Regions from separate parts of the Homo sapiens genome. Here regions 1, 3, 4, 5 and 6 are each linked to region 2. A link is a loop called in an ENCODE intact Hi-C map of the cell type or tissue named here. Cell type or tissue: heart right ventricle. All regions are shown on one strand. Region 1 overlaps LINC00841 (long intergenic non-protein coding RNA 841). Region 2 overlaps LOC124902544 (a long non-coding RNA gene). Region 3 overlaps TMEM72-AS1 (TMEM72 antisense RNA 1). Region 4 overlaps ZNF32-AS3 (ZNF32 antisense RNA 3). Region 5 holds the start of LINC02659 (long intergenic non-protein coding RNA 2659). Region 6 overlaps TMEM72-AS1 (TMEM72 antisense RNA 1).

What was found. Peaks named below come from ENCODE experiments on the same cell type or tissue, not always from the same donor. Only the 100,000 strongest peaks of a DNase experiment are listed, where the experiment ranks them.
Region 1: a loop joins it to region 2, with 4 times the contacts of the local background. A loop is called at or near these places in 14 of 110 quality-filtered maps.
Region 3: a loop joins it to region 2, with 5 times the contacts of the local background. A loop is called at or near these places in 40 of 110 quality-filtered maps.
Region 4: a loop joins it to region 2, with 5 times the contacts of the local background. A loop is called at or near these places in 70 of 110 quality-filtered maps.
Region 5: it touches region 2 in a loop (3-fold over the local background); 16 of 110 quality-filtered maps call a loop at or near these places.
Region 6: it touches region 2 in a loop (4-fold over the local background); 39 of 110 quality-filtered maps call a loop at or near these places.

Annotation. Positions count from the first base shown.
Region 1 is chr10:43,919,788-43,924,787 of GRCh38, forward strand. All of the region lies in intron 2 of LINC00841 (long intergenic non-protein coding RNA 841), which reads left to right. Among named protein-coding and RNA genes, the nearest start is that of LINC02659, 9.9 kb to the left of the region's middle. In heart right ventricle, a CTCF peak has its summit at 3,060; no DNase peak of the experiment used is centred here.
Region 2 is chr10:44,308,079-44,313,078 of GRCh38, forward strand. All of the region lies in intron 1 of LOC124902544 (a long non-coding RNA gene), which reads right to left. Among named protein-coding and RNA genes, the nearest start is that of LINC02881, 18 kb to the left of the region's middle. RefSeq lists silencers at 1,807-1,976, 2,821-3,150 and enhancers at 2,737-3,239, 4,519-4,688. In heart right ventricle, a CTCF peak has its summit at 3,119 (motif pointing left); a DNase peak (open chromatin) is centred at 3,113; H3K4me3 peaks cover 939 bases; H3K27ac peaks cover 730 bases.
Region 3 is chr10:44,862,067-44,867,066 of GRCh38, forward strand. All of the region lies in intron 2 of TMEM72-AS1 (TMEM72 antisense RNA 1), which reads right to left. Among named protein-coding and RNA genes, the nearest start is that of TMEM72, 47 kb to the right of the region's middle. In heart right ventricle, CTCF peaks have their summits at 2,951 (motif pointing left) and 3,155; DNase peaks (open chromatin) are centred at 2,215, 2,935 and 3,425; H3K4me3 peaks cover 1,494 bases; H3K27ac peaks cover 1,535 bases; H3K27me3 peaks cover 1,715 bases.
Region 4 is chr10:43,669,666-43,674,665 of GRCh38, forward strand. It overlaps ZNF32-AS3 (ZNF32 antisense RNA 3), which reads left to right. Exons shown (of 5, transcript NR_038867.1): 2 at 1,456-1,856; 3 at 2,053-2,413; 4 at 2,643-2,780; 5 at 4,169-5,000. Among named protein-coding and RNA genes, the nearest start is that of ZNF32, 23 kb to the left of the region's middle. RefSeq lists an enhancer at 1,557-1,726. In heart right ventricle, a CTCF peak has its summit at 2,159 (motif pointing right); DNase peaks (open chromatin) are centred at 2,216 and 2,816; H3K27ac peaks cover 1,071 bases; H3K27me3 peaks cover 1,000 bases.
Region 5 is chr10:43,907,614-43,912,613 of GRCh38, forward strand. LINC02659 (long intergenic non-protein coding RNA 2659) reads right to left here and starts at 4,756. Exons shown (of 3, transcript NR_184145.1): 1 at 4,680-4,756. LINC00841 (long intergenic non-protein coding RNA 841) reads left to right here and starts at 1,683. Exons shown (of 5, transcript NR_136147.1): 1 at 1,683-1,756; 2 at 1,930-2,046. In heart right ventricle, a CTCF peak has its summit at 2,872; DNase peaks (open chromatin) are centred at 2,862 and 3,072; H3K27ac peaks cover 3,688 bases.
Region 6 is chr10:44,855,206-44,860,205 of GRCh38, forward strand. All of the region lies in intron 2 of TMEM72-AS1 (TMEM72 antisense RNA 1), which reads right to left. Among named protein-coding and RNA genes, the nearest start is that of TMEM72, 54 kb to the right of the region's middle. In heart right ventricle, CTCF peaks have their summits at 2,740 (motif pointing left) and 2,955; a DNase peak (open chromatin) is centred at 2,706.

The DNA of each region.
Region 1 (5,000 bases), 390 kb before region 2:
GTTCCATTGCTGGCAAGGAGCTGCAATCCTTTGGAGGAGAAGGGGCACTCTGGTTTTTAGAATTTTCAGCTTTTATGCTCTGGTTTCTCCCCATCTTTGTGGTTTTATCTACCTTTGGTCTTTGATGATGGTGACCTACAGATGGGGTTTTGGTCTGGATGTCGTTTTTGTTGATGTTGATACTACTCCTTTCTGTTTGTTAGTTTTCCTTCTAACAGGTCCCTCAGCTGCAGGTCTGTTGGAGTTTGCTGGACGTCCACTCCAGACCCTGTTTGCCTGGGTATCACCAGTGGAGGCTGCAGAACAGCAAACATTGCAGAACAGCAAAAATTGCTGCCTGATCCTTCCTCTGGGAGCTTTGTCTCAGAGGGGCACCTGGCTGTATGAGGTGTCAGTCAGCCCCTACTGGGAGGTATCTCCAAGTTAGGCTACATGGGGGTCAGGGACTCACTTGAGGAGGCAGTCTGTCCATTCTCAGAGCTCAAACACTGCTGGGAGAACCACTGCTCTCTTTAGAGCTCTCAGGGACATTTAAGTCTGCAGAATTTTCTGCTGCCTTTTGTTCAGCTATGCCCTGCCCCCAGAGGTGGAGTGTACAGAGGCAGGCAGGCCTCCTTGCGCTGCTGTGGGCTCCACCCAGTTTTAGCTTCCTGGCTGCTTTGTTTACCTACTCAAGCCTCAGCAATGGTGGGCGCCCCTCCCCTAGCCAGGCTTGCTGCCTGGAAGTTCGATCTTGGACTAGCAGTGAGCAAGACTCCGTGGGTGTGGGACCCACTGAGCCAGACGTGGGATATAATCTCCTGGTGTGCCGTTTGCTAAGACCATTGGAGAAGCATAACGTTTAGGTGGCAGTATGCCCATTTTCCCGGTACAGTCTGTCAGGGCTTCCCTTGGCTAGGAAACGGAAATCCCCCGACCTCTTGCGCTTCCCAGGTGAAGCAATGCCCTGCCCTGCTTTGGCTCACCCTTCGTGGGCTGCACCCACTTTCTGACCAGTCCCAGTGAGATGAACCAGGTACATCAGTTGGAAATGCAGAAATCACCCATCTTCTGTGTCAGTCATGCTGGGAGCTGCAGACCGGAGCTGTTTTTATTTGGCCATCTTGGAACAGACCCGCTATTTTTTTTTTTTTTTTTTTTGAGACGGAGTCTCGCTGTGTCACCAGGCTGGGGTGCAGTGGTGCAATCTCGGCTCACTACAACCTCTGCCTCCTGGGTCCAAGCGATTCTCTTGCCTCAGCCTGGTGAGTAGCTGGGATTACAGGTGCACGCCACTGCACCTGGTTAATTTTTGTATTTTTAGTAGAGACAGGGTTTCACCATGTTGGTCAGGTTGGTCTTGAACTCCTGACTTCATGATCCACCTGCCTCAGCCTCCCAAAGTGCTGGGATTACAGGCATGATCTTTCTATTTTTATACAAATCTTTTTATCCCTCCCACCCATCTTCAGGGGAACACATAGCCCCAGGTACATTTGGTAAGGCAGTCGGCATGTAACTACTCAATGCTGCTGGTGCAATGTGCAAATTGGCACAGGCAACACACAAACGAATACGCATGTCCCAGCAAAACTTAATTTACACAACAGGCAGTAAGCACATGGGACCTTCAGGCCAGAGTTTGCCAACCCCTGTTCCACAGAGTCAGACATCTCAGTTCAAGCCCTGTCTCCATCACTAACCAGTTCTGTGGGTGTGTGTCAATGGGAGCCTTGGTTTCTGTATCTGTAAAATGGGCATTACAACCCCCTAGTCACCTCGGAAGGAGCTCACTTCCTAATACTAGCACATTGGCAGCACCTGCATTCTGGAGGGGACACATTCAAACTGTAGCCGTTTCTGCAGCTGGGGTTGGTCTGGAGACGGGGGTGGAGAACTGAGCCTGAGTCCCACAGGTGTGTGCACCAGGGAAGGGCCTAGAATGTGGAACAGGATGTTACCCAGGGAGCTGTCTGCCCTTCATATCCCAGAGAGATGGCAGACTCCCCTCACAGCAGTAGTGAGTTAAAAGGCGAACAGAGATCATGTAGATTCGGAAAACACTGGTGAGCAGTTGCATCTCCCCTCCCTCATCATGTTTGCGTCTTCCTCAAACCAGGGATGGACTTCCAGTAGATTAATTGGTGGTCTTGACTCTGAATCTTCTACGGCCTGTGGTTCTGAAGTCAGGTCCACACCTGGTTGCCTCAGCCATGGCCTGGAGTTCTGGACGTTGTCAGAACAAAGGGCATGAGTGTGTCCCCTCTGCCGTAAGGAGCCCAGCCTGGAGACACAAGGCTTCAGTGACTTTGCCCAGGAGGCAAAGGGCAAGGGCAGGGGTGCCCTGGCAAAGGGTGTCTGTGTCAGTGGCTGCCAAAGCCCTGAGGTAGTCCAGGGGCCAGGGAGAGGGTTCCCCTAGTCGGGGTTCTCTGGGGTGCTCACAAATCACCTCACGTGACCCCAGAGAGAAGCAGCATCGGCAGACGGTGGGACTCGTCAAGCGGGATCTTGGTGGCCCTCACCCTTCCTCCCTTCCTCCCCAAACACGGAGGAGTGAAGACCTAGCAAGCAGGGGAGGGGAGGGAGTAGAAGAGTCCATGGGGCACTCGCAGACAGGCCTCAGCCAGGGACGTTCACAGTGGTGGCTGTGAGAGTTGATGGCTACTTCATGCCGGAAGGGGGCTGTGTTTGTGGGAGAAGGGATCAGAGAACTTCCTCATGACCTGAGAGGGCCTGACAGGCACCGAGACTTCCTCCAGGGACCATCAGGAAGTGGCAGGCGGGGAGAATGGCTGGGAGGTGACCCTGGACCTTTGTGAGGTCACTGATCTGAGTGGACCCTCCCCACCCAGCTGGCCATGGTAAGGAGGCAGGGGCCACAAAGACCTGAGGCAGGGGCTCAGGGTTTAGATAGAGGCTGGGGCAGGGTGGGGACTATGACAGCATGAGAGGGGGCTCTGGGCTGAACTGGGTCCCCTGCACCCCACAATTCCTACATGGAAGCCCTAGCCCCCAGCATCTCAGAATGTAGCTGTATTTGGAGATAGGGCCTTAGATTAGATAATTAAGTTAAAAGGAGGCCACTAGGGTGGGCCCTAATCCAATATACAGTGTCCACATAAGAAGAGGAGATGAGGACCGAGATGCACACTGGGGTGAGACCATGTGAAGACGCAGGGAGAATGCAGACATCTATAAGCCCAGGAGAGAGGCTCAGGAGAAACCAGCCCTGCCACACCTCCATCTCAGACTTCTGGCCTCCAGCCTGAGGAAACTGCCATTTCTGCAGTTTAAGCCTCCCAGTCTGTGACACTCATCATGGCAACCTGAGCACATGAATTCAGGAGGGCTGGAAAATCACTTCCCTCACACCCTTCCCCAGCCCTACTGAACTGCTGCTTCCTCCTCCCCTGTCCACCCGGATGGGGACTCAGTTGCCAGTACCTGTACCTCTTTGTTGAACCCTCCTTCCCCATCTCATTTCACCAACTACTATGAATTCCTGGCGATCCTGCATCTTAAATATCACTGAGAATAGAATGACCCCATAATTTACTATCAAATAGGGACACTTTAGAAGTGAAAGTAATTGTGAATTATGTAAGACAACAAGCAGACAGCAGGCCCGACCTAGCAATGGTGGGGCAAAAGTGGCCCTCTCTTCTTTCTTACCTCCGTGGCTTATTTCAGGTCCTCATCCTTCACCCCCTGAATGACTGACAGGCCTTTCACTTCTCTCTCTGCCTTTGCACTCAGCAACATCCTCCAGTAGATAATTGCTAAAATGCAAATCAAATCATGTTACTGCTTAGCCAATAAAATAACCACCACAAAATCAAGAAGTGGAAGACACACTAAAACTTAATGTGAGAGATTCTCTGTTGCCTTTCAGCATGAGGAGAGCCAAGTCCTTTACCAATGCACCCAGTTCCTCCCCAGCCCCTCCCTTCCAACCCTAACCTCCCGTCCTAAGGGACTGAGCTCAATTTCTCCATGATTCAAGGCTGCATCTTGTTTCTCTGAACATCAGTGATATTTGCTTAGGATACTGTCTCATTCCTTACCTGCCACCTTATACTCAAGATTCAGGTCAGTCATCCACTGGGGAATATGTGTGAAAGATTACTAGCCAGAAGGTTATTTGCTGGTGCAAGCAGACAACAGAGGCCTGTTAGTGGAATGAGGACTGTGACCATGAAGATAAGTCAGGTCCAAGTGCTACATGAGCAAGGAGGAGAGGCCTCACCCAAACTGGAGGGTCAGAAGACCTTCTAGAAGGCTGGTTTGGGAGATCTGTTCCCTTGAAGGAGAAAGGAAGAATCAGGTTCACCAGATGGGGAAAATATTCCAACCAATGGGGCAGGATGTTCCCAGAGAGGGGAGTGGGCTGGACCTTTACGAGAACCTAAAGGAGGTTTGATGTGGATACATCACAACATTCCTAGTCCCCAAGGAGTCCCCTGCATCCCCCTCCCAGGCGCTAATCCCCCATGGGGAACCATTGACTCCTGGCAGCATCCATCTGGCTTGTGAACTTTTGGACTTGCATAAATGAAATTGCATAGTCTTTAGTCTTTTTACTTGTCCCCTGTCTCCATTAGACACTGAACTTCTTGAGGGCAGAGATTGCGTCTTTTGTCTCCTTGTCCTCAGTAGAAGTTCAATAAATGATGTTGGCGAATGAATGAATGAATGCATGGTCACGACTTCACAGGGGCCTGGAAGCCTGGGGATGGCCACGACTTCACAGGGGCTGCTCTGTTCCCACACACACATTGAGGTGACCAGGTGAGGAGTGCATTGACCGTGGGTCTTTGAAGGGACCCTTGACTCAGGGAAAACCTCGGGACTGTGTCCAGATGACTTTTGTTTTGGTTTGAGTGCACAGTAAGTTAGTCATGTGATGTTCACGATGGGCTCAGCCTTCCCATGTGTGAAATGGAATATGAATTTGTCTGTGTCAGATCAGGGAGGGTACACTGTAGCTCTCCAGAAAAGACAAATTTTAAACAGCAAGTACA
Region 2 (5,000 bases):
GGACTGGCCAGCCTGGGAGGGGCAGTCCCTCCAGGCCCAGCAAGGCACCGAGATTTCTACACCTTTTGAAATAGTTTAGTCAAAAAGCACCCAGTGTCTATTTCTTGCAACTGCAAAAACAATATTAAAAAGAAAGCACTGATTGCTAGATATTGCCACCCTAGGTAGTGGTCACAAAGACCATTAGCCCCTGAACCCTCATGGATGGTTGTTAACAGAATCTTCTGTTTCTATCTCTGCTGTCCTTTCAGCCTTTCCCATTGTCCCCTTATCTGCCTCTGAACCAGAACAACATGCATAGTTCATCCAGTGGGCAGTGCGTCCTCAAGGTGAGTAGCTCTCCTGGACCTAAGTCCTTGCACGGCGAGCAACCTTCTGGCTTGCACTTGGCCACTGCAGAAAAAGGGAATATGCCAATCCTTTCCATGGGAGCATGGGACATCTCAGAGCTCATTAACAATTGATGCTTTGGTTACATATCAACTTTGTGTTTTTCATTATCACAAGCTAATTCCCACGCCAACATTTTGGATCTCTAAGCAACTGGCAGGGTTAAGCTTAGCATCCTGGCTGATATTTGGTTGCTATCACTTCAATGTTAATAATAGTTTCAGTCAACCAGCTGGCAATATGGTAATTAGATAAAGCCTAGAAACAGGAAAAGACAGTAAAGGTGTCAACCTGGGACAGGGAAGCAGAGTGGCAGCCTTCTCTGTGAACCTACCTAGCTTGGCTAAATTTTCATAACACAAACACATACAAGAACACTCTGCTATTAAAAAAAAAATCTGGGGCCCATCAGCTTTCTTCTCATTTTTCCAGTGAATGGTTGGCAGAAATCTTCCAAACTGTCTACTTGACAATTTGTTTAAAAGTATAGTTTTGCAGCTGGGTGATTTGTTTGCTCTTTTTCCCTCCAAGAATCAAGTGTTACAATCAGGGATAGCTTGTTATGATGGAAGCCGTGCGGGCAGTTTGGATTTTCATGGGTGTCCCCACCCTGCTGGCAGGCAGCTGGCTTTGGAGGCCTGTCCTGGATCCCTCTCACTGACTGCATCTCCCCTCCCCTGGTCCAGGCTCCAGTTTACATGGCTCTGCCATTGGGAAGTGGAATGGCAAAGCATATGCGGCCGTGCTGCTCAGCCAGGTACAAATAAGAGTTGTGTTGCTGCTCATCTGGGGCTGCTGGCTGCCTAGAAAAATGAAATAAAGTGAGTTTGTAACAAGCAAAGTCCTGTGAATTGTGGCCTCTTTCAATCATAAACAGACAGTTTATCCACTGAAAAGATCATATGGCCCAAATAATCAGAGTGACTTTGGAAGAGTAATCCACGTGGTTTTATATTAAAGAGGGGGAGGGAGGGAAGGAGGTGGCGGGGGGAGGGAGAGAGAGAGAGAGGGAGAGAGAGCAAGCCAGATTTCTCCACAGAAACAGAAACGATAGGATATACAGATATAGTTGGATGAGGAGAGCTGTTGTGAGAATTGGCTCACTCAATTATGGATGCTGAGAAATTCCAGGCCACGCCATCTACAAGCTGGAAGCAGGTCCAGGCCAGTCCAAAGGCCTAAAATCCAGGGAGGAAGGGGACTGGTGTAAGTCCCAGAATCCAAAGGCCTCAGAACCAGGAGCTCTGATGTCTGAGGGCAGGAGAAGGTGGATGTCCTAGCTCCAGAAGAGAGAGACAATTCACCTTTCCTCTGCCCCATTGTTCTCTCTGGGCCCCCAACAGGTTGACCAGTGCCACCTACATTGGTGAGGGTGGACCTTCTTACTCAGTCCACTGATTCAAATGCTCATCTCTTCCAGAAACGCCCTTACAGACACACTCACAAATAATGTTTTACCAGCCATCTGGGCATCCTCACCGCAGTCACGTTGACACCTAAAATTAACCATCTCAGAAAGCCAAAAGGTGGCTGGGGACGCGGGGGCAGCATCAGCCGGCTCCCCGCCCCCTGACCAGGAGAAGGTGCGCACCGTAAGCACTCCACCCTCCCATTCGGCCTCTGGCCCCAGGTGCAGCCACTGTGGACTCACCCTGCCTGGTGCGGAACACTCCCTCCCTGTGATGTGCAGTCCGCAGATGGAAGCCTGGAGGGCCCACACGCTTCCGAAGCAGGGTGGCCCTAGGCTGGCTTGTCAGCGGAAGCTGTCTAGCGGGGATATGGCGGTGGCAGAAGTGAGGGGGCTGAGGGGCGGGGCGGACTTTAGCAGGAGGATAGAGGGGAATGTCCTTGTTTCATAAAGCTGAAGTGTGCCCAAGCAATGTCCCGGTATCTCTGTGAAAGGTTGGCTGCCTGGTGTGACTGAGAGACCGGAGATTTGGCCCTGGAAGGTCAAGTGTGGTGGTCTTTTTCTTTTTTCCACTTTTTAACCTTTTTCTACTGTGGGGAGATCGCCCAAGATTACTGAATTTGCTAACCCCAGGGGAAGTAGGCATTTGAGTCTAACAGCGCCATCCCTCCCTCCACAAAACCCTGTAGAGCAGTGTTCGCTCTATGACGTGTGAAGGTGAAAAGCCACTCAGGAAACCAGAGAGATTTGGCACTAAAATATATGTTTTTCGTAACCAGGGCAGGTTGGGCTTCCCTTCATCACACACCAACAGATGCACACGGAGCCCCGCGCGGCCCATTCCTGAGGGCGGATTCCCCAGGGCAGGGCGAGAAAGGCCCTCGGGCCCCTGCCTGTGTGCCCATCTCTCCATCCTAGGTCGAGGATGAGCGGGTGTGCGCAGGCCCAGCGTGGGAGAGGCAGGCAGGCCAGGAGCGGCCCGCCAGAAAGGTGCAAGGGAAAGCCCCAGAGGCGGAGGGGAAGGTGAGAACCCGGGGCGGTGATGCTGCACGCCCCTGGGGGACTGCATGGAGAAGGGGAGGGTGCGCGGGGCCGGCTGGTCCAGTGCACTCCGGCGCGGCCCCGGCACCCGTGGGCACCGCCATGTCCTTCGCTCAGCTCCGCCGCGGCTACCTGCGGGGTCTGCGCGGCTGCGGTGGCCAGGTGAGGACGTCTCTGCCCTTGCGCGGCCTGCGCTGTATGCTTCCTGCCTGGCCCGCGCTTCCCCTGCCTGCATCACCCGCTGCCCGCGCGGCTCGGAGCGCGCCCTCTGCTGGACCGGCCACGGCCGGCGGGCGGCTGCCTCCAGGCTCCACCACAGGAGGGGGAGCACGCGCCCTGCTGACCGCACGCCCACGTGATATCGCCTTCTGCCATCGCAGAAAGCAGCGGTTCAGCCTCTCTGCCTGCACACTTGCGTGATGGGGAGCTCACAAGCAGTCCACTGCATTGCTGTCAACGCTGACCATTAGAAACAGCTTCCTTATGTTGAGCCCTTTGTCGCTCACTCCATTTGTCCTACCTCTGCCCTCCAGGTCTCGCCTGCAAAGGGCTTAGCTTCTCATGACAGCACTTAAAGCATTTCAACACAGCATTAGCACCACCTAACCCCAGTTCTTCTGCTCTGCCCAAACCTCCCCGGGCCCTCCAATCATTGTGGTATGATGTAGCGTCACCATTCAGATGACTCACGTTAGGACACAAACCATCTACAGAGTCCCTTCTCCACTGTGGTGCCCAGGAGTACACCTGAGCCTGCAGGTAGGGTCTGCCCACTGCACAGGACGGGACGTCGCCTGCGGGACTCTAACCGCTGGCCTTCAGACACACAGGCAGAGGTCACAGCAGTCGATGTGCCAGAATCTTCACACTTCTCATGCGCTCTGAGTTTAGGTTCAATTTTTATTCATTTTCATATGTTCTACTAAGTAATCCCATCCCTGAATCCATCCAGCGAACATTTAATTCCTAACGAGTGCCAGACAGCTGCTATTATTGCTGTTCAGTCTAAGGGTGTATCTTCAGTTTCTGCACTAAAGTTCATCCTGGCTTACCACGTCCATAATTCTCATTTATGTTAATCATTTGGGATGGTGATGTTTTTAAATATCCAATATATCTGTAATGGCTTCCAGATCCATCTAATTAGTGAGTTTGACAGGCAGCCTTCGTATGTCCTAGTGCTGTTAAAATACCGAAATCCAGCTTCATATTCCGGTAAAGAGGCTGCACAGCCCCTTTCCCCTTTGTGAAAGATTGCTTGACAAACTACCAAGGCTTTTATGAGGAGCCCATGAAGATCTTAACCTATTGTCTTTAAATTGATCAAAAAGCTTCCTCGTGTCACCTTGTCACATGCCTTACAGAAATCCAGAGACACTAAGTCCACCACATTTCCCTGATGTGCAGCCCAGTAATTGCACTAGCGTCTTGCTGCCCTGCTGGGCGGTTTTGACAGAACACCTGTCATTGCCTCTCCTGGTCTCTAAGCCTGTTGTTCTGCTGGGCAGGCTGGACACTGAGGTCCCACGACTGCACACAGAGGCACACTCAGTTCTCAAACAACCACTCTATGCACTCCTGACTCAGAAAGGAGCCTGGGACTCAAGCTTTGTCTCTGATGGTCCCCTGAGGCGGCGGGTGCTTTGTTCCTCTCTTGTGCTTAGCCATGCCTTGTCCCAGCAGAAGTGTCTCAAGTCATGGGGTTTCCCCATGTCCCTGCAGAGGGTATTTTAGTCTAAGAATACATGGCATTCTTAACAAGGGCTTCCTGATATTAATCATAAATAGTCCTGCACTGATTTCACACTATTATTCTTTCTTACAACTTTTGTTTTTAATACAGCTGAACACCCACCTCCTCAGGCTGTGCCTGAATATGTGTGTGATGTGTATGGTATGTAGGACAAGGATCCTATAGGAGATAATGAGTATTTTAAATATATAAGACATATTATTTACTACTATATATTTTTAAGGAGAGAGAAGATGTAGCATTTTCATTGCACTGGAAACTATACTGCAGTGATGGCTGAGGCCTAGATGTGTCCTTGAGGTGGAGGAGTGCTGGGGAGCAGGAGGTTGGGTATGGGGAGTCTGCTCTGTCCTGCTTTCTGGCCTCAGCTTCCTAGTTTAGTGAATGGCTGGGATGGGATGATCCCAA
Region 3 (5,000 bases), 550 kb after region 2:
CCCTGCCGGAGGCCAGATTAGATTCAGCCCGTGCGTAGCTCACATTCTAGGGTGTCAGAGGGAGTGTCTTTCTCCGTCCTGCAGCCACAGCCATCAGCAGCACTCTCTCTCTGGCCTCCCAGGGCTTCCTCTAAGAAGCCCCCACGGGCACTGCAGGTGGCTGGCCTCCAGGAGCACACAGCTCTCGGAGTTCCAGGTGTTCCCCTGAGAGCAACCTGCTTGGGCACTGCAGGCTGCTGGGGTTGCCGGTGATGACTTCCTTTCCATTTCTGTTCTCGATGTCGTGAGGCAGTCTTCCTGATCTCTGCTCCCCAACTCCCTCCCATGGTTGAGAAGGCCCTGGCTCTCCATATTAAATCTCTCTCTACTTGAAATAGCTGGAGCACTTCTGCTTTCCCACGAACCCTGACCAAAGCCTCCCAGCCCCAGCTACAGCTGACAGGCTCAAGAGCACCACAGGCTCTCAAGGCTGGCCTGGCTCCTCCACACACAACCCCTGCAGATCTCTACTCACTCCAGACTCCCCCTGCCTCTGGCCAAGGCCCTGCCTTCCTGCCTTCAAGCTGGGCGCCCATTTCTCCAGGAAGGCTTTTGTGACCGGGCTTCATGTCCCTTGCACCCTGTGTATTGATCTTCCTGCTTGATGCCAAGCCCTATGAACACAGCAATTCTATCTGGCTTTGTACACTATTGTACCCAGCACAGGGTCTAAAAATACTTTTTGCATAAATGAATGAGTAAATGAAAAATTATTGAGTAGTCTTTGAGATCCTGATGCCATGAGTATAGAGAAAGAGAATATATGCATCTTAAATCCATTAAAGTTTGATTTAAAATGCACATTGGCACTGGCTGAAAGCTGGGTGGGCTCCATGGGGTACAAAGACAAGCCCACCAGGAGCCGAGAGTTGAGGAGTATGAACAGGCACAGGTCTCCGTGCAGCTGCAGTATGTTACAGCTTCTGGTGACTTCTGCCACCCTTTGTCCCTCTAGGGTCTGTGTTCCTGCCAAGAGAAAAGGCAGTGGCAGGAAGGAGGCTGCTCCAGATGTCAGAAAGGCTTAGCGAATGGTTTACTGTAGTTCACGAAATTTCTACAAGAGTAACCAATTGGCATCAGCTCCCTGAGCTGCCTGCTTAGAGAAGGAGCTTATGGCACTAAACCATTTTTGTATATTCCATCAAGATCTAGGAAAGCAGATTTCCTTTTTCAAAAAGCAGAGAAACTGTCCCACCCTGCAGTCATTGTGAGTGCAGAGGGACGGGGAGCCAGCGATCCATGAATTGCCAAGCCAGATTGCAGCTATAACCAGATTTTAGTTTGTGAAGGTCTTTTACAGACCTTTTTATACCCTATCCAGTGAGTATGAGTTAGGCTGGAGAGCAAAGGAATTGGAGCTTTTCCACACCACACACGGTTTGCGGTTGGCCCCCACCAGGTGGCTCCCCTGGCGGAGGACTCTGCGCTGCCTGCACCTGAGCGTAGCTGGGGCTTGCGGTGTGCGTCAAAGTGGCTGCGGAGTTCTTGTCTATAGAAACTGTTCAAAGTAACCACCTGAATTACTCCTACCATACTCTTTCTTTGACCTTTTATTTCTTTTAAGCATAACGTCAGCACTGATTTGAAATCATCAAGTAACTTCAACCAACGTAAAAATCCTGAGTTGCTTAAAAAGGAAAGAAAGGCTGCCCCCAAAGTGACAGGCTTTCTAACTTGCCTGTGTCTTTGCACCTATTTCCCTAGGACGCGGGAACGCCCCTTTCCCACACCCACTTCATTCTCCTCCCTGTGCCTCACGTTCTGGGAACATCCTCCTCTTGACTGCATTTCTTAGCCTCCCCGGGCTAGGGAAAGTGTGGTCTCCCTTTCAGCAACCTCAGTTCCATATACATTTCTTTCTCTCAGAATGTCTGATGCTATACTGCATTTATTGGTTTTCTTGTTTCTCTCCCTAGTAAACAGGACATTTTTTGAAGTCCTGCTGGCACATATGCAGTCCTCACACAACGCCTGGTGGATGATTGATTCATTTTAAGAGAGCAGATGAGCTAGGCTGTCTACAAATGTGTCGGATCCAGCTCCCGCCATCCTTCCTTCGCAAAGCAGAGCTTGCCAAGCCTGCGCACCCACGGGCTGCCTCTCTTCAAAGGGCGGAGCCTGTGCAGTGAGCGTTTGGCCACCTGGTCGCACACCGAGTGCTCGTCAGCGCGCATGGCCTGAGCGTTCTGCCCTGACACTCGCTGGCCTCTGGGCGCTTCTGTCTTTGACAACGTCCTGAACACTGTGGGAAGGCTCACTAGCATTCCACTCCTTCCCTAATGTGGAGTGGGTGTGATTTGAGGGGTTTGGCCCCCACCCCAGCTGCAGGGGTAAGTCACACTAGTTTGGGCTAATTAGCAGAATCTCATCTCCTTAGCGCAAACAACATTGATTCAAGAATGATCAGGGATCCCAGCCCAAACCAAGCCTTGCTGCAGCAATCAGCCGCTCTTGGGTTTGGGGGGAGGATACGGCGTGTGTCCCAAGGTGGGTCCACCCAGCGAAGCCAGTATTCCTCCTTGATGACTTTGGAAAGAGTCTCTCTCTCGTTCCGGAGGGTGTGATGTGTGAGGTTGGAACCACGAGGGACACCAGCTTGAGAACAAAGCCAAACTAAGGGGCGGGCGGAGCCAAGACGGAGGAGGCGAGTCCGGAGCAAACATACCGGATCTCAGGAGCCCCGTGACTGCTGCTCTTGGCTGACTCGTCACAAAGCATCCAGACGCGTCTCGGCCCTGCGTCCAAGACGCAAAGTTGTGCGGCAACCAAGCCTAGAGCTAAGCAGTCACCAGGAGTGGAGACAAAAGCAGTGAAAGGATGGGAGCGAAAACACGGATCCCGAGAACGAAGCCACGAGTGCAAAGCCGGGCGTTGTGCAAACTATCCCGGGCCTCTGCTGCCCCCTGGCGGACGCCGCGCGGGAGCCCAGAACCGGAGCGCTCTGAGCGAAGCCGACTCCATCCGACACCGCCGCCTCCCAGAGGGCTGCCCTGGGAAGTCACTGAAAACAGCCTGCGGAAGATTTCTCCTGTGTCACGTGGGGGGAAGAACAGCCGCTACCTGTTAGATTGCCATGAGGTTGAATGGCCAAAATGGATAACCGGGACCAGAGTTATCCTCCCACCTGAAAGAAGCAGGAGGAAACCAACAAAACTATAGAAACAACCGTTTTCAAAACCCAGCACACCAGATGCAGAGGACAGTGATCCTACTACCCAGACAGTTTCCGGGCCACAGCACAGGAGGTGCGGGAACCCGGACAGGGCTTGACCCCATGAGCTCACCCTCACGAGTTGAGGGACTAAGCCGAGTCCTCAGGGCAGGCACGGCGTCCCTGGAGGAAGAGGGGGCTGCACAGACACAACTCCAGTGATCCACAAAGGCTGCGGCCAGGGTGCAGCAGGGCGGCTCAGCACGTGCAGGCGAGGAAGCTGCCAGAGGCCCAGAAAGATCCCCGTGGGGCTGGAGGGAAGATCCGCCTGTGTTTGCACAGGGCGGGAACAGCGCCTCCCCCATCAGCCAGACTGCAGGCTCACCACTCAGGAGGCACGGGACAGCCCTGCTTCAGGGGTGGGAGCAGTTATTACTAAACGCAGCTCTATCCCCATCTGAGAAACGTCAAAGGCAGGACCGGAAAGCATCAGACTGTTACAAAGTAACTTAACCGTACCCCAGAACAAAGCCTGAAAATACACACAGGAAAACAAAGACATCCAGCACACAACAAGAAAAAAGTGGCAATGTCTACCACCCAGTAAGAAATGACCATGCATGAAGTGAGGGAGAAAAAAATTACCCATAATGAAGAGAAAATGCAATCAGTGGACGAAGTGCCAGGACACAACCTGTCAAAATGGGTGGGATTTGGCTAAAGCAATACTTAGAGGGAAAATGATAGCACTACACTAGGTTAGAAAGGAAGAGGGATCTCAAATCTCAGCTTCCGCCTTAAGAGCGAATTAAACCCAAAGTAAGAAGAAAGGAAACAAGAAAATTCAGAGCATAGGCCAGGTGCAGTGGCTCAAGCCTGTAATCCCAGCACTTTGGGAGGCCGAGATGGGCAGACTATTTGAGGTCAGAAGTTTGAGACCACCCTGGCCAACATGGTGAAACCCCGTCTCTACTAAAAATACGAAATTTAGCTGGGCGTGGGGGCGTGCACCTATAATCCCAGCTACTCGGGAGGCTGAGGCAGGAGAGTAGCTAAAGCCCGAGACGTGGAAGTTGCAGTGAGCAGAGATCGCACCACTGCACTCCAGCCTGGGTGACAGAGACTCTGTCTCAAGAAAGAAAGAAGAAAGGAAAGGGAAAGGGAAAAGGAGAGAGAAAGAGAGAAAGAAAGATCAGAGCACGAAAGGAAAAGAAAGAGAGAGAAAGAAAGAAGAAAGGAAAGGGAAAGGGAAAAGGAGAGAGAAAGAGAGAAAGAAAGATCAGAGCACGAAAGGAAAAGAAAGAGAGAGAAAGAAAGATTACAGCAGGAAAGGAAGAGAAAGAGAGAGAGAAAGGAAGATCATATCATAAATCAGTGGAATAGAAAGGAGAAAAACAAAAGGGACAAATCAATGAAATTAAAAGCTGGAGTTTTTTGTTTGTTTTTAGAAGATCAATAAAATTGATAAACTCCTGGTCAGGTTGATCCCCCCAAAAAAGAGAAAAGACTCAAATTACTAAAATCAGAAATGGGAATTGTGATATCTATCACTATAGATTCTACAGATGTTAAAAAGAAAATTAAGAGCATATTATGATAAACTTAAGACCAATATATATGACAAATTAAATATAATAGACAAATTCCTTGAAAGACACTATCGGCACTTAAGAGTAAACAGATAATCTGAATTAGTCTTATGTCTATTTTTTACATTAAACTTGTACTTTAAAACCTTCCCACACAGAAACCTCCAGGCCCAGATAACTTTATTATCCAACTTAGGAAGAATGAACATCAATTCCATACA
Region 4 (5,000 bases), 640 kb before region 2:
TTCCTAGGACAGCAAGGCTTACCACAGGGCAGAGCCCTGTGGACCTGACTCCCCGGGGCTGTGAGCAGGAAAAGTGTGGAGGGAGATGGGAGCTGGGAGAAGGGAAGGGAGGAAGAGAGCCCATGAGTCCTTGAGCCCCCTGGATAGTTCTAAACAGCGCTGGCCAGTGACCAGGGGTACTCTGCCTTCCAGATCCGGGTGAGAGTGGAATCCCACCTTGGCCTGGGCTTGGTTGGCCATGGTGTTGTGCCATTGTCCTCTGTGCACTAAGGAGGCAGTCTTAAAGCATGTCAACCACTGTCCTGCATGAAAGTGTTAGTGCTGAAGTTTAATCATGGTGTGTGGCTGAGGAGACGGAAACTAGTTTGTATTTTTATTCTTTTGAGACAGAGCAAGACTCTGTCTCCCAGGCTGGAGTGCAGTGGTGCCATCATAGCTAGCTCATTGCAGCCTCGAACTCCTGGGCTCCAGAGATCCTTCTGCCTCAGCCTCCTGAGTAGCTGGGACCACAAGCACGTGTCAGTATGCCTGGCTAATTTTTTTAATTTTTTGTGGAGACAGAGTCTCCCTGTGTTACCCAGGCTGTTCTTGAACTCCTGGGCTCAAGCGATCCTTCCGCATTGGCCTCCCAAAGTGCGGACACTACAGGCGTGAGCCACTGTGCCCAGCCGTAAACTAGTTTTTAAAGCTGATCAAGGGCTTGGTCACTTCATGTTGGACAAGGGGTTGGGTGAGTCATGACACTCAGCCTTTCCCATGCAGTGTCTCTTTCCCAAGGGTTCTAGAAGGAGGTGAAGGGGCCACCAGACCCCCATGCACTGCCCTCCCCCACAAAGACCTCTACTGCACCCCCAGAGGACCCATTGTACCCACGCAGGCGTCTTCGTCCTGAGCCTGAGCTGTCACAACACTGGAATCTGCTCGCTTTTCCCTGGGACAGCTTTGTGTTACTAGAGTTGGGTCTGAGGTTTGCACATCATGTCGCCCGCCCCAGGTCCCCCCAGGCCAGACACAGGGCACTTTGAGTCCCGGGCCCCCCAAGTTCCAGCTGATATGTACTATGGGCTTCCTGAGACTTCCCCGGTCCTGGGCACACCTGTTTTGCTGTGGAACTCTTGACTTGGCTTCTGCCTTTGCCTAGAGTCCTGGAAATGTCCAGAAGCCTGGGGGCGGGGCCAAACAGATCACCCTGTATCTTTCTTCCCTGATTCCCTAGAGCAAATGGCAAACGTTTTGGTTTTAAATCAGAGACAGTGGACCTCATAGTCTTTGAACATATCCCTTGGTCTTGGTCTCTAGCTCTTTTCGTTTTTCATTTTGAAACCTGGGGGTCTGTTGCCAGGCCTGGAATCCTGGAGCCCCATCACAGGCAATCTCTTGCGTGCTGTGGCTTCTTGACTGCACCCAATTGTGGTCTAACTCACCCTTTTCTTTCACCTCCTGTTCTCTCTCCAGCCTTGCAGCTTCAGGACTGCTGATCCTGATTATGCTGTGCAAAGGGTGTTCGTTCCACGGTCACACTGTCTCTATGAGGCAGCAACGTCTAGGAGTGTTATCCCCATTGAGGGGGCAGATAAACCAAGGAAGGAGGAGGGCAGGTGCTGGCCCAAGTCACACACAGATGAAGGCACACATGGTCACGCATACCTGGGAAAGCTTAGCAGCACTCCTGGCTCTCCTCAGGAGTTCATAGAACCCTGCGCTGTGTGGACCACCGAGCTCAGAAGGGTTGCTGTGTGATGCTCGAATCAGGAGGCTCTGATGGACTCTTCCCTTCTCTGTCTCTCCAGCATCTGACTGAGGCACGTTTATGGGACTCTGGCGAGGAAGACTCCGGTTTGCAGAACACCTCCAATGTAGGCAGAGCACCAATCTAAGCCTGCAGAGACTAGATAATAACAGTTGGAAGATGTCTTTCTTCCCTCCTTCCTTCCCCTTGCGCCCGCCCCCTCCCCAAACTAGAAAGTGATGGGATCTTTGTGTCATTTGCATGATGACTTCTGGGACTCCTGTGAATTAGTTGCTTCTTCCTTCTATATTTCCCCAACCCAGGGCCACTGCTTAAATTGAACAAATGATGCATCACAAAACTACAACGGGACTCTTCAAATTCACGGTCGGCGCAATCTGTATGTAATTGTATTGCAACAATTGTCCAGCAGATGGCAGTAAAGTGTCATGAAACAGAGTTGCCTGGTGACCTGTGCTGCACCTTTGTGAGTTAGCGGTGACCAGGCTTCACACACTGGACTTACTGGAGTCACTACTAAGCCAAGGCCACAGCAGAAAGAGCACTGCGTTTTGCATGACCTAGGGGCTCCAAGTCGGCCTGGCTGCACCAGAGCCCTTTCAAAACACGCGGTTTAGTTCAGGGCTCACATTGGCCATTGCCTGGTTTTGTTTGGCCAGCAAGGTAAGAATGGTTTTAACATTTTTGAATGACTGAAAAAAAAAAAGAAAATAATATTTTGTGGAAGGTAAAACTCACATAAAATTCAAATTTCAGGGTTTGTAAATGAAGTTTTGTTGGACACATGAGTGCTCATTTGTTCAGTGTTGTCTCTGCTGCTTTGAGTTGAGAAGCCGCCGCAGACACCGTGTGGCCGCAGAGCCTAGAATATTTACTGTCTGGCCCTTTACAGGAAAATGTGCAAAGCCCTGGATTGCTCCTTTGGGACTTCATCAGCTGCAAACCCTCACAGTATTTTTGTGTGTTTGGAAGTAAGAAGAGAGCAAGCGAGGGCCGAGACCTAATGGGAAGACCCGGCGGCTGGGAGAAGGTGGTTATGAGCTCTCTTATTCCAGGGCACAGCACCCTGTCTGGGAAGTCGGGGGGCAGGCCTTGGCAGAAGTGATCCCCCTCAGTCCTAGGACTAGCTGCAGTTCCTGTGGCCCTGTCTTCAACGTTACATTCTTGCTTCAGCATCCCTGCTGGTCTGAGGGTCCTAGTCCGTGCACCAACTTTGATTCCTGGACCTAGCAGAATAATGCTTCCAGATTTTCAAACTCCTTGGGTGACAATTTGAGCATCTGCTAATGTCAGCCCTGTCTGAAATCCCAGCTGATTTTCAACACTGTGTAAGGGAACTCCTTCATGAGTCTTGGATGGGTAATGGATGATAGGGTCAAGTTGACATTTGACAAGAACTTGCTAAACTCTGAAAACCTGAACTTACAGTCCCTGCTCTAGCAGGCCTGGGTTCTCATGGAAACATCCTCAACAGACCAACTCAAGAAAGTAATTTCCACAGCAAATTGATTTCCCAGAATATGTTCTGTTAAAAGAAGTATGGTTATGATATCTGATCAAATATTCAGCATTATCAGGAAATTCAGCTGTCTCTACCTTCAAAAAAGGTCCAGAATCCAACCACCTACCTCTTCCTCTGCTGTCACCTGGTCCAAGACTCTGCCACCTCATTCCTAAGGGTTATTGCAAAAATTTCTCAATGGCTCTCACCGCTTCAGTCCTTGGCCTGTTATAGGCTATTGTCAAGAGAGCGAGCACAGTGGCCATCAAACCAGCAGGGAGCTCCTCACCCTCCATCGCTCAAAATCCCACAATGCCCCTCAGCTCACTGATGGCCAAAACCCTCTGCCTTCTGGCCCTGTATGTCTCTGACCTTTTGTGTTTGAGCCTTTTCCAGTCTGTCCCCAGTGCTCTCCTTGCTATTCCTCTGGGACACTGGGCACACACCTGCTGAGAACATTCACACTGCTGGGTACTTCTGTCTGGAACACTCCTCCGCAGACACTCTTCTCTTCTCAGCTTTTGCCCAGATGTCCTTTTCTCCCCAAGGTCTGTCTCGACCCTCCTTCATGTCGCACTCTGTCTCCCCACCCCCTGGTGCTGTGCTGTTACTTACGCTGCAGCACTTATCCCCCAGCATCCTATTGGATTTGCTTATTTATTATCTAGTGCTGACTGCTTTTCCTTCTAGAATGCGAGCTCCACAAGGCCAAGCATGCTTTGTTTATTGATGTGCCCCAAGTGCTTGGAGCAGTATCTGGCATGCAGCAGGTGCCTAGCACATATTTGTTGAATGAATAAATAACGAAATGAATTCTTGAGAGGCAAGCCTGCCCAAGTACTGAAGACTGGGTTGGAACTGTAGGTACTTCCTCCATTAACAAATTATCTCAAAAAGTTTGGGTATTGTTTTAACAGGGCTCCTGGCCAGGATCCGTGAGTCGGCTTCTTGAAGTGAAAGACAGAACTCTCTGCTCTTCAGGTTCTATCAGTGCAAAGAGGGCCCACTAAGACCCACTCTGCAGGGCTGTTGAGGAAAGCCCCATCTGACAGGCACCCGACAAAGCTCCTCACACTCCGTAAATGCCACCCATCATGAATGTGGCTATGATTAAATTGTGATGAGGACTGTGACCCACAAGACTGGAAAACCAGTTTGGCACCTTGATGCAGATGTTTTCAAGGACTGGGTTAGAGAATACATACCATCATTCTACTTTTAGCTGTTTTGTTTCATTAAAACCTTTTTGGTTTTAATGAAACAAACCATAACATGTATGACAACCATAACATGTATGACAACATAGCATGACAACCATAACAAGTACAATATTTTGGCCAATTTCATTTAATTTGGCACATAGAATGGAAGAAATATTAAGATATTATTTTCTACATGACTATGTAGCTGGGATGATTGGAACTGAATCATTTATTGCACATTTGAATGGTTAATTTTATTATGCTCACATTGTGTACATATTCTGTGGCTTATATATAATCAGTAAATATTCTATGACTTATTCCTCTTCAGAAACATGTGGAAAGATGAACAAAAAACAACCACAGCATGACAGGGTTAGGGAATTCTAGAAATGGAAAAGATGTTAAAAATGGGTTTATAGTAAAATCCAACATCTAGAGGAAGGATTTAAAGTCTAAGCAGAAACCCTTTCTGGCGGTCTGCAGAAGTCTCCCATCTTGCTAAAGTGTCACATTTGGCACATATTCCTGGAAAACGTTTTAGTGT
Region 5 (5,000 bases), 400 kb before region 2:
GATCATCAGTTGCAGAAATGTGACCAAGAAAAGTATGGTGACCCACATGGGGTTTCCAGATAAAATGCAGGATGCCCAGGCAATATTGGGGGCATTCTTATACCAGAAGCGTTATTTCATGTTTATCTGAAATTTAAATTGAAGTGTCTGTCCTGCATTCTCCCATTTTGGCTCCCCTAGCTGCCATGCAGACATTGAGATCCCAGTGCAGAAAAGCTGCGTTCTCTTGTGAACTTGAGAAGTTCAGACCCCATGTGAGGGTCTGGACAGACAACAGCCACAAAAAAATGCAAACAAGAAACATCTTAGTGAGTCATTTTTAAGCCAACTGAGTGAGGAATCAAAATATCAAATCCAAAAATGGAGAATTCATGATATAAAATACTAATAAAAATAAACAAATAACCTCTTCCCCCCAAACAAACATAAACTATAGAACAAAATTAATGTAATTCTCAATGGGACATTAAAACACAACAAGAATGCCAAAAATAATTTCCAAAAGAGGACACATGGTTAAAAATATTAACTAAGTAATAGTTATCTAGTTCAAATAACCTACTGTATCACTAAAAATTGGGAATTGAATGGCCAGAAGACAAGATGTAAAAGTGGAGTATATTCCTCATATCACACAGAGAAGGATCAATTTATATTGTCTTTTTTTTTTTTTTTCCTGAAGAGGGGTCTTGCTCTGTTGCCCAAACTGAAGTGCAGTGGTGCAATCACAGCTTACTGTAACTTTGAACTCCTGGGCTCAAGTGATCCTCCTACCTCAGCCTCCCAAAGCACTGGGATTGCAAGTGTGAGCCACTATGCCAGGCCTATTTTTGATAATGAAAATTAGAGAAAGTAGATTCCAGTGCATACTTATTAAATGTCATTACTAACAGAATGAAAATAGTAGATGTGAGTTCCAAATCACAAGGGAAAAGTCAGGTTAAAAAAGTAACCTCAATATAAAAGGTGTATTAAAAATGACCATAAAACAAAATAGCAGAAATAAAATTAAGCATATAAATCATGTTAATAAAATGATCAGGATGAACTCTTATTTTGAATCACAGACTCACATTTGGTTAAGAGTAAAATCTAAATACTGCGTTAGTGTACCCAGTTAATCCAAAAATATTAAAAATAAGGCAATGGGCAATGATATAGTGAATGAATCCCAACAAAAAGAGACAGGAGTGTGAATATGAACAGGAGACAAGGTGGAACTCAAGGCCAAAACAGCTAAAAGAAAAAATCCACAATGAAAGAATGACAATTTTGCACACTTCTATGGTGATTAAAAAAAAGCATCAAATGTAATTAACAAAAGTTTTAGCAATACAAAAGAAAATAAGGGAAGCACTGTTGTTGTAGTAATGTTAACAAACTTGTGTTGCAAGAAATCACGTGGACAACAACCAATAAGGGAGTAGAGGATTCAAACCATGTCACGTATTTGTATTGCACAAATGGATAATGTATTTTTCCAAATATACTTAGAATATTGATCTACAAATTGATCATAAAAACATCTTAACACACTTCCCAATTACCAGTTAAAATTTGCATTAGTGCCTAGTTTTTGGTTGTGTCATAAAACACCCAGTGCTGTTGGGGGATCCTCACAATGATGGCTATTGTTATCATAAAATATTGACTGAGAGCCTGCAACGCACATGTGCCCCTGCAGGGTGGCATAGACGGCGAGCCCAGGGAGGCCACTGACATGCATTCAAGAGAAAAGAAAAGAAGCCAGGCTTTGGTCAGTTGTGAATATACCATCTCCTGACTCCCAAGCATTGGTTCATCATCCAGCTGGCAATTGTTGAGCCTCAGCCAATGGTGGAACCAAAATCTAGTATCTCTGGAGTAATTTCCATTTCCAACAGAAGGAGAGTGACTTTCACTGACTCTTACTCTCCATTTGGATTTCAGGCATAAGTGCTTCATGGTGGAGTGAGAATGGCTTGCCCTGGAAGGGTCATGTTTTAGAAGGAGTGATCTTCATTGTGAAGTCTAAACTGTTCTGGAAATATAAGCTTTGAAACCCAGGTAGGCAGGTTTCATTTTAAGCAATATTGCAGGATCACAGGATAATTATTGGTTTATAAGGTGATTCTTCACTGTACAAAGTATCTTAAATACTAAACATGCTGATGTGTTGCAAATTTGATTAGGTTTTCACAAGACTTCTCTAGAATGTGTTTATGTGTACCTATGAGGAAAAATTATTGACTCTTTTACCAGGGCTGCCAACAGGGTCTAAAATGAGACCACAAGGCTCTCCTTGACAGGAGTGGTGTGCTTAAAGACAAAGTCACCTGCAAGGTTAATAAATTATTTTTAATAAGTAGATAATGGAGAAAAAGCATGAAAATGTTTCCTTCAATATGTGGCATGGGCTCCATTCTAATGTGATTCGGCGGTGACTTTGTATTTTTAAGGAGCTGAACTCCTTGGCTGTCCTCATCCAGGTTTGCAGAATCTGACCAAGAATGATGTTGAACAGCTCCTCAGCCATAAGGCCCCTGAAGTTGTCAGAGCCCCACTTGTCCTGTCCTGGGTCACCCTGCTTGTCACAGAATGGAGTCCAGTTCACATACTCCCCATCTATACCTAGTTCCATACATACACAATCTTATCGTGAGCTCCTTTTAATTTAAACACTTACATCAGTTATTTACAGCTGCATGATTTCATTCCACATGGTGGTGATATTTTTTTCTCCAAATATGGACTCATTGGATGGTCATAAATAAAGTAATCTGGGCGTAGGAAATGGAGTATCCTTCCCCCGGGGTCATTCCAGGGGAGGCAGGGAAGGAAGAGCTTCGCTATTTCGGGAAAGCTGGTGGACGCTTCGGCTCCGAGGCTGGCTGGGAGGGCCCATAGCTAGGCGGCAGCTGCCCTCAATCTCACAGCTTTAATGAAGGAGGGCTGCCGGATTTACATTGTTTAAACACTTAACGAAATTAGCTATGAAAAGAAGGATGGGAGGAGCCCTGGGTAGTGGGGGAATTTAGGCCTTCTGTCTTCACACACTTTACACACACACACACACACACACACACACACACACACACACACACACACACACACACACACAGTGATTTTCCTAAGAGGCTGCCAGTAGGAACTGGCAAGAAATTATGTGCCTCTTTACAGCAAGATTAAAAGCAACAACAGTGACAAAAACGCCTGTTTTGGAAAGCTGTGCCTGGCAGGGGCTGGTCAGGACTTTGGCGCGCTGGGCCCATGGGCTGCGCTGATTTGGAGCCAGCTCTGGATCAGCAGGGTGAGCGGCTGGCCTAGGGCGGTGGATCTGAAACCTAAGGATGAGATCCCAGGGGCTTCAGTGCCAGGAATGGAAACACTGGGATGGAGGTGGGAGCTTGCAGGCCCAGCCTTCTGAGGCTCTTTCAAATTATTCCTGGTCTACTAGATTTTTAGTTTGGCTCTAGTTGGTTAGAACAGAATTATGTCTAAGAATGTTAAACATTGACTGTTTCTCAAGCTGGGGTGATCTCTAGTGGATGGCCACAGAGCTCTGTCATTGAACCTATTCTCTTCAACATTTTAATCAATGGGTTGAATGGCATCATGGAAGACATACTTACCTAACATTCTAGTAACAAATATAAAAGCGCATATGAAATAGAAAACAAAATCATGAGTGGAAATAAATGTGAAAAATAGTAAATTGAGCTGAGATCAACAAGGTGAAGCTTGCAGGAGTAAATGGAAGATTCTAAAATTAGATTCCAGAAATCCATTTCATAAGCACAATATAGGAGAACCCTAGCTGGGTGGATACGACAGACACATCAGAAAACCCTCTGTGGTTCTGGTTAAGTGAGGAAAAATCATTGACTCTCCTATCAGGGCTGCCAACAGGGTATAAAATGAAGAGACCATGTCTCTCCTTCACAGGAGTGGTGTGCTTAAAGACAAAGTCACCTGCAAGTTTAGTAGATTGCTTTTAATGAGAGAAAAAGCATGAAAATATTTCCCTCAATATGTGACATGGGCTCCATTCTAATCTGACTCCATGGTGACTTTGCAATTTTAAGGAACTAAGCTCAAGGCGAGCCCCACAGAGCCAGGACTTGCTCCCTTAAAAAGCCCCAGCAGATCTGGATTGCCTCTGAGGCGAGAGACGCCCCAGGCCATTGCTACAGCACTGCTAGTGCCATGGCTTTCTGAATTAACAGGTGGACACTGTTTAGTCCTCTTTAAGAAACAGGATTGACTCTTTCCCCTAAATGATGTCATGAAGCATCTTTGATGAACAGGATTTGTTTCTCACAGTTCTGGGGGCTGAGAAGTTCCAGACCAAGGCACCAGCAGTTTAGTGCCTGGTGAGAGCCTGCTTCCACATTCATAGACAGCACCTTCTCACTGTGGCCTCATATGGCAGGAAAAGCATGAGAGAGCTCTCTGGGATCTCTCAGGTCACTCATCTCATCACAGGTTGCCACTGTCATGATCTCATTTAAACCTAATTACTTCTCAAAGATCCCATCTGCAAATACCATCACACCACGAGTTAGGTTTCAACATATGGATTCTGGGGGGACAAACAGTCCATGGCACTGTCCTGTAGCCCCTAAGTCAGCACCCTCTGCCCTGGGCGTTTCTCCTCTAAGGTCCACATCACCTGGCACACTTTATCACCATGAGCCTACCCTGTGTTTCCTGAGGATCTGCCACCTCCTTGGATCATCATTGCCCCTCCTTGTCATTCTCCTCTGTTGGCTGTTTCAGAACTCAGAGGCCCATTATTACCATGGGGCTATTGTTACATCTTCCCGGCTGGTCTCTCCTCTTTCCCAGCATCTCCTTCTTCTCCCTCTGCTGGAATAATGACTTTGGTGGGTATGAATTTAATCACCCCAGCCCCACTTACCATCTTTGGCTGACTCCCAGCTGCCCAAGGTTGCAGCCCAGGTTCTGACCCTGGCCTTTACCCACGTTTCCTGCCCTGACCCCATCTCTCTGTCTGTGCT
Region 6 (5,000 bases), 550 kb after region 2:
TGACCTTTAAGTCTGGCCTCAGTGCCAAGAAGGAGGGCAGACTGGACCGCAAACAGCCCCCTGGGCTCATGCCTGCATCTCATTATCTGCCCTGCCCCCAGAGGCATCAAATGCCTGGTTGTTCTCAGATTCCCCACCCTGCTGCCTGTCGCATCCTTTGCTGAAAGATGTGCTGTAGGCGCCATGAAAGAAGGGACAGGGCCTGAGCAGAGGCCCCACTCCATGCTTGCTCCTATACTCTTCCTCACTCCCCGGGTCCCCTGGTAAGCAGATGTCTCTGGAGGCTGGAGACCTGGATCCTATCCTTTCCTCTCCCTGATGGGGTAATGGGGCTTGCTCCAGGGAGAGGAAAGGAGAGGACCCAGGTATCCCTAGGGAGAGGCCTAGAGAGGACCTCATCCAGCACTGGGCTTTGTTGTGAGTCCCCAGTGTGGTTCCCATGCGTTTACACCAGTCTCGGCCCTGGCTCTGCATCTCACTTGCTGTGGGCCCCCAGAAGTTCCTTTGCCCTCAGACCTACAAACTATCTCTTGTACAACAAGGAGGTTGAAACACAGGATCCCAGGACCAGTATGTAATCCATTGAGTTGATTTTGCCATTGGTTGAACAGATACTCTGGCGGGAGCAGGTTACACTTTTAGCTTCTTAAACATCTCTCAAATCTGTTCACTCTTTCCATCTCCACCCTCACTGCCTTATTCCTGTGTGCCACCATCCTTGCCTGGACCAATATTCTCCAGGCCTCCAGATCTGGAAGCCTCCATCCAACTCATCTACTTAATAGTGAAATGCAAACCTGATTGTATTACTCGCCTCCTAAAATCCCTTCAAACACTTCACATTGCTTTTGAGCTAAAGATGCAAATCCTTCACATAGCCCAGAAGGCCTTACATGGCCCAGCCTCACCTCTCAGCCTCCTATTCCCTTCTTTGCTTCCCTGCTCTCCATCAGACAACAAAGGGCAAGGTTGGGAGCCATGTCTTGTTCTGTTCATCAAGCTGTCTCCAGCGTGTGGTGTCATTCCAGGTTCAGCCAGCAGAATTAAGTGGACAAATGAATGATGAACACCAAAGATGGCAATTATCTCTCACAGAGATGAAGAGAACAAGCCCCCTTGCCCAAAGTGCCTTGTCACGTTGATGCCCGATGTTCCACCATCAGAAGTCAAAACTAGATCCCTCCCACGTCCCTTCAAACTCTACAGAGCCTTTGTTGCGAGAGATCCAATGTATATTTATAAGACATGCAACCCATGCTGACACCATGAGGCAGCTTCCTTTCACTGATTGCCTGTAATGTGACAAGCACTTTGCATTTGCGGCAGACCTCCTGGATGGGCCTGTGCTCTCATTCAGATGCACAGAATTAGGCAATCCTCCTGTTCAACCTTCCATGCAATGACCAGTATGGAACCAGGAGCTGCCTGAGGAAAACAGGAACCATGTGTTTTTCTGTCTGGAGATAAACCAGATTCCAAGGGGACACAGGTGCCCTGGGAAAGATGTTAATGAATGAAGTTTCTCAGGCCAAGAGCTAGTCAGCAGCATATGTATGTGCAAGGGGTCAGTGGTGCTACAGCATCTATAGGGTTGGTTCTGCAAGAGGCCTCCTTCCCCAAGCCTGCACCAGCCGTGGGCATTATCAGGAGGCCACACGTTCTTTTGTGGCCCCGTGAAAGAACAGTTCTGCGGCCAAACATTTACAGTCATTGTCATATTTTCCAAGGCAAGGCCATGGGGGCTCAAGTCAGCACCAGCTCTGGGGAGGAAGAGATAAGCTGAGGCTGAAGAACCAAAGTCAGAAGGAGAGGAACCAGCACACGAGGAAGGTGAGGAATGGTATCTTCTGAGAGGTGTGGCCGACCTGGGAGGCATTACGGGACCAGGTGCACCCTTGAGCCACCAGAGGCATGACAGTGGGCCTGACTAGAGCCCCCAGCTGCAGGGGTCAGCTGGGATGTCCCCAGGCCTGGGCACTGAAACACACCAGGGTGAACATTTGCAGGAAAAATAAATCCATGAATGAACTGAGCTACTCTCATCTTGAAGCTACTTGTGTTCTCTTGTGCAGCCATTTTTTCCATTTGAAACCCACCTCCCTCACCTACCCCATCCTACGGCTGTTCTAGAAGAGTGAGCAGGTATACCGACACCTCACACAGGGCTTGCACGCTGCAGGTGATCAGGAAATGCTCATTCCCTCCCTGCCTCTTTTGGGTTCTCAGGCACAGTTTACCCCTGTCAAATTCCCATTAGACTAGATGCTCTGCCCAGCCCTTTCAATGCTGACGTTTCACACATCTTGTAAGAAAGCCCTTGGGTCTGGCCAGGCCCGGGTGTGGACAGGGATGCTCACATTGAGCCTGTGGACACAGAAGAGTCTTTATTCGGGCAGACTCTTGAGCCCTTGTTCTGACTGAGCCTATTGGTGCATTTGAGGGGGGTTGGGGGGAGTGAGGATTTAAAAAAAAAAAAAAAGGTCTTGAGGGATGCTGGGGAAGGAAGAGAAGCCAAGTGTCTGGATGGTGTGACCCCAGACTGCAACGCTAGAATGACTCTCAAAACATTCTCCTTTATCAAGGAAACAAGAATGTGAGTCACTCTCTTCCCGCACCCCAGGGGTTTCTTTGCTGAGCAGGGCTGCAAACTGTTCAGCTAATTAGGCTGCATCCTGACCTTAGCCTCCATCCGCAGCAGGCCTCCCTTGAGGGGAGCCGAGGTGCTGCTGCCACCTAGGGTCAGGAGAGTGCACTGCAGGGGGACCGCAGGGCCAGGAAGGAAAAGTCAGGACCCTGAATAAAAGGGCAAGTGGTCCCAGCATGGTTCCGTTTACAAAGAACTTCCCATCTACCACTGCTGGGCTCTTAAAAGAATCCCATGAATTCAGCAGGGCAAGGTTTTACTATCTTCTCTTTACATATAAAGACGCTAGTGATTGCATGGCTGAGGACGGGGGTCTGGGACATTACGAACTCTGCGGCAGAGGTTATGGGTAGACTGTGGGAATTCTTCATGAGGGTTTTTAAAAGCTATTGCTGGTGTAAGTTGGTCTGTAAACATCCTTAGGAAGAATTGGAGAGCAAATGAGTCATGGGGTCCTGATAACTGCACTGAGCTTCACTAAAGGCCACAGGGTCAAGGGCTTAAGAGACAGAGTGAGGGCCACTGGGTCTCTTAGCCCATCATCAGGGCCCCCATTGTCTGCCGGAAGATGCCAGCAAACCCACCATCCTCGAGGTGCTGGCCAGCCCAGCTAACAGTCAAAAAGGAGGAGGATGGTGATAGATAGAAATGTTATTTTGTGTATTTATTTCATCACAACCTCAGGTACATGACTGCTATGGGCTGAATGTTTGCATCCTCCTGGAGTAGGCATGTTGAAGCCTAACCACGATGTGATGGTATTTGGAGGTGAGGACTCCAGGAGGTGATGAGGTCATGTGCCTGGAGCTCTCATGATGGGATTAGTGCTCCTATAAGAGACCTGAGGGCCAGGTGTGGTGGCTCACGCCTGTAATCCCAGCACTTTGTGGGGCCAAGGCAGGTGGATCAGGAGGTCAGGAGATCAAGACCATCCTGGCTAACATGGTGAAACCACATCTCTACTAAATATACAAAAATTAGCCGGGCGTGGTGGCACAAGCCTGTAGTCCCAGCTAGTCGGGAGGCTGAAGCAGAAGAATCACTTGAACCCAGGAGGCAGAGGTTGCAGTGAACCAAGATCACACCACTGCATTCCAGCCTGGGTGACAGAGCAAGATTCTTGTCTCAAAAAAAAAAAAAAAAAAAAAAAAGAGAGAGAGAGACCTGAGCTAGCTTGCTCCCTACCTCCCTGCTCTCCCTTATGTGAGACCACAGCAAGGTGCCATCCCAAACCTGAAAAGGGCCCCCTACATACCACATCTCCCAGTGCCTTGATCCTGGACTTCCCAGCTCCAGAACTCTGAGAAGTAAATGTCTGCTGTTTAAGCTTCCCAGCCTAGGGTGTATTTGTTACAGCAACTCAAGCTGACTGAGACAGTGACTCACCCTCTAGCCTGTTCTGCAAGAAGGAGAATCAGGAGTTATGTAGCAGGAACACAAGGGAATAAAATCCTCAATATTCAGTTCTTCAACTTCCAAGCTGGGTCTTGAAATTCAAATATTAAACAACAGAGAGAAAAGTCAAAACTTGGAATTTACCAGAGCCAAGTTGTGGTAAAACAATTTGGAATTCTAAAGGTAAAGCCCCAGGGAAGTGGGGACTACTTTTTCTTTCACAGATTAGAAAGAGAAAAGAGGGTTGGGGAGAAGAGATGAGTGTCAGTTGCTAGAACTGGGAGAAGTGGGGAGGCTGGGGCCTGAGGCCACGCAGAGAGAAGGGTCGTCACTGAAGGACTCCCCAGGCCCTTCCATCCCAGCGCCCTGAGCCACTAAATCAATCGCCTTTTGTGAGTGGCCTTGCAGGTCTCCTGTGTGGGAAGCCAAGTGAGCTGAGGCTGTCACAGCCATCAAGTGAGGTCCACGCAGACATCGTTCTCTGTGTGCTGCACAGGGACCAACCCGCAGATGTGACTCCCCCCAGTACCCATCCACACAATGCCATCTACCAAGCACCACTTCCAACTCTCACAGATGCCTTGGGACAGAGGCTGCTGTCTCTAACACCTAGAGGGACTGTTCTTGCAGTGTCTGTGTCGCAGGTACTGGACAACTTAACATGAGTGTGACTTAGTCCCATCACTGTCATCACCATACTTCGTTTTATGGGTGAGCAACAAGACCCTAACCTTCGTGACTTCCACTTGGTATGGAGCTTAGAGGAAAGTGACAGGGATGAAGGTCTCTCCTGTCCAGCCCCACCATCTTCAGGAATTGGGGGCTTTCCCTCTAGCCCGCCTTTGCCCCTCTAAGTGATTGACACACTGCACTTGCCTTCCCATCCAGGGGACCCCGCTGGGCCAGGTGCCATTGTCTGCTGTGACCCTCCCCGTGTGTGTGTGTGTATGTGTGTGTGTGT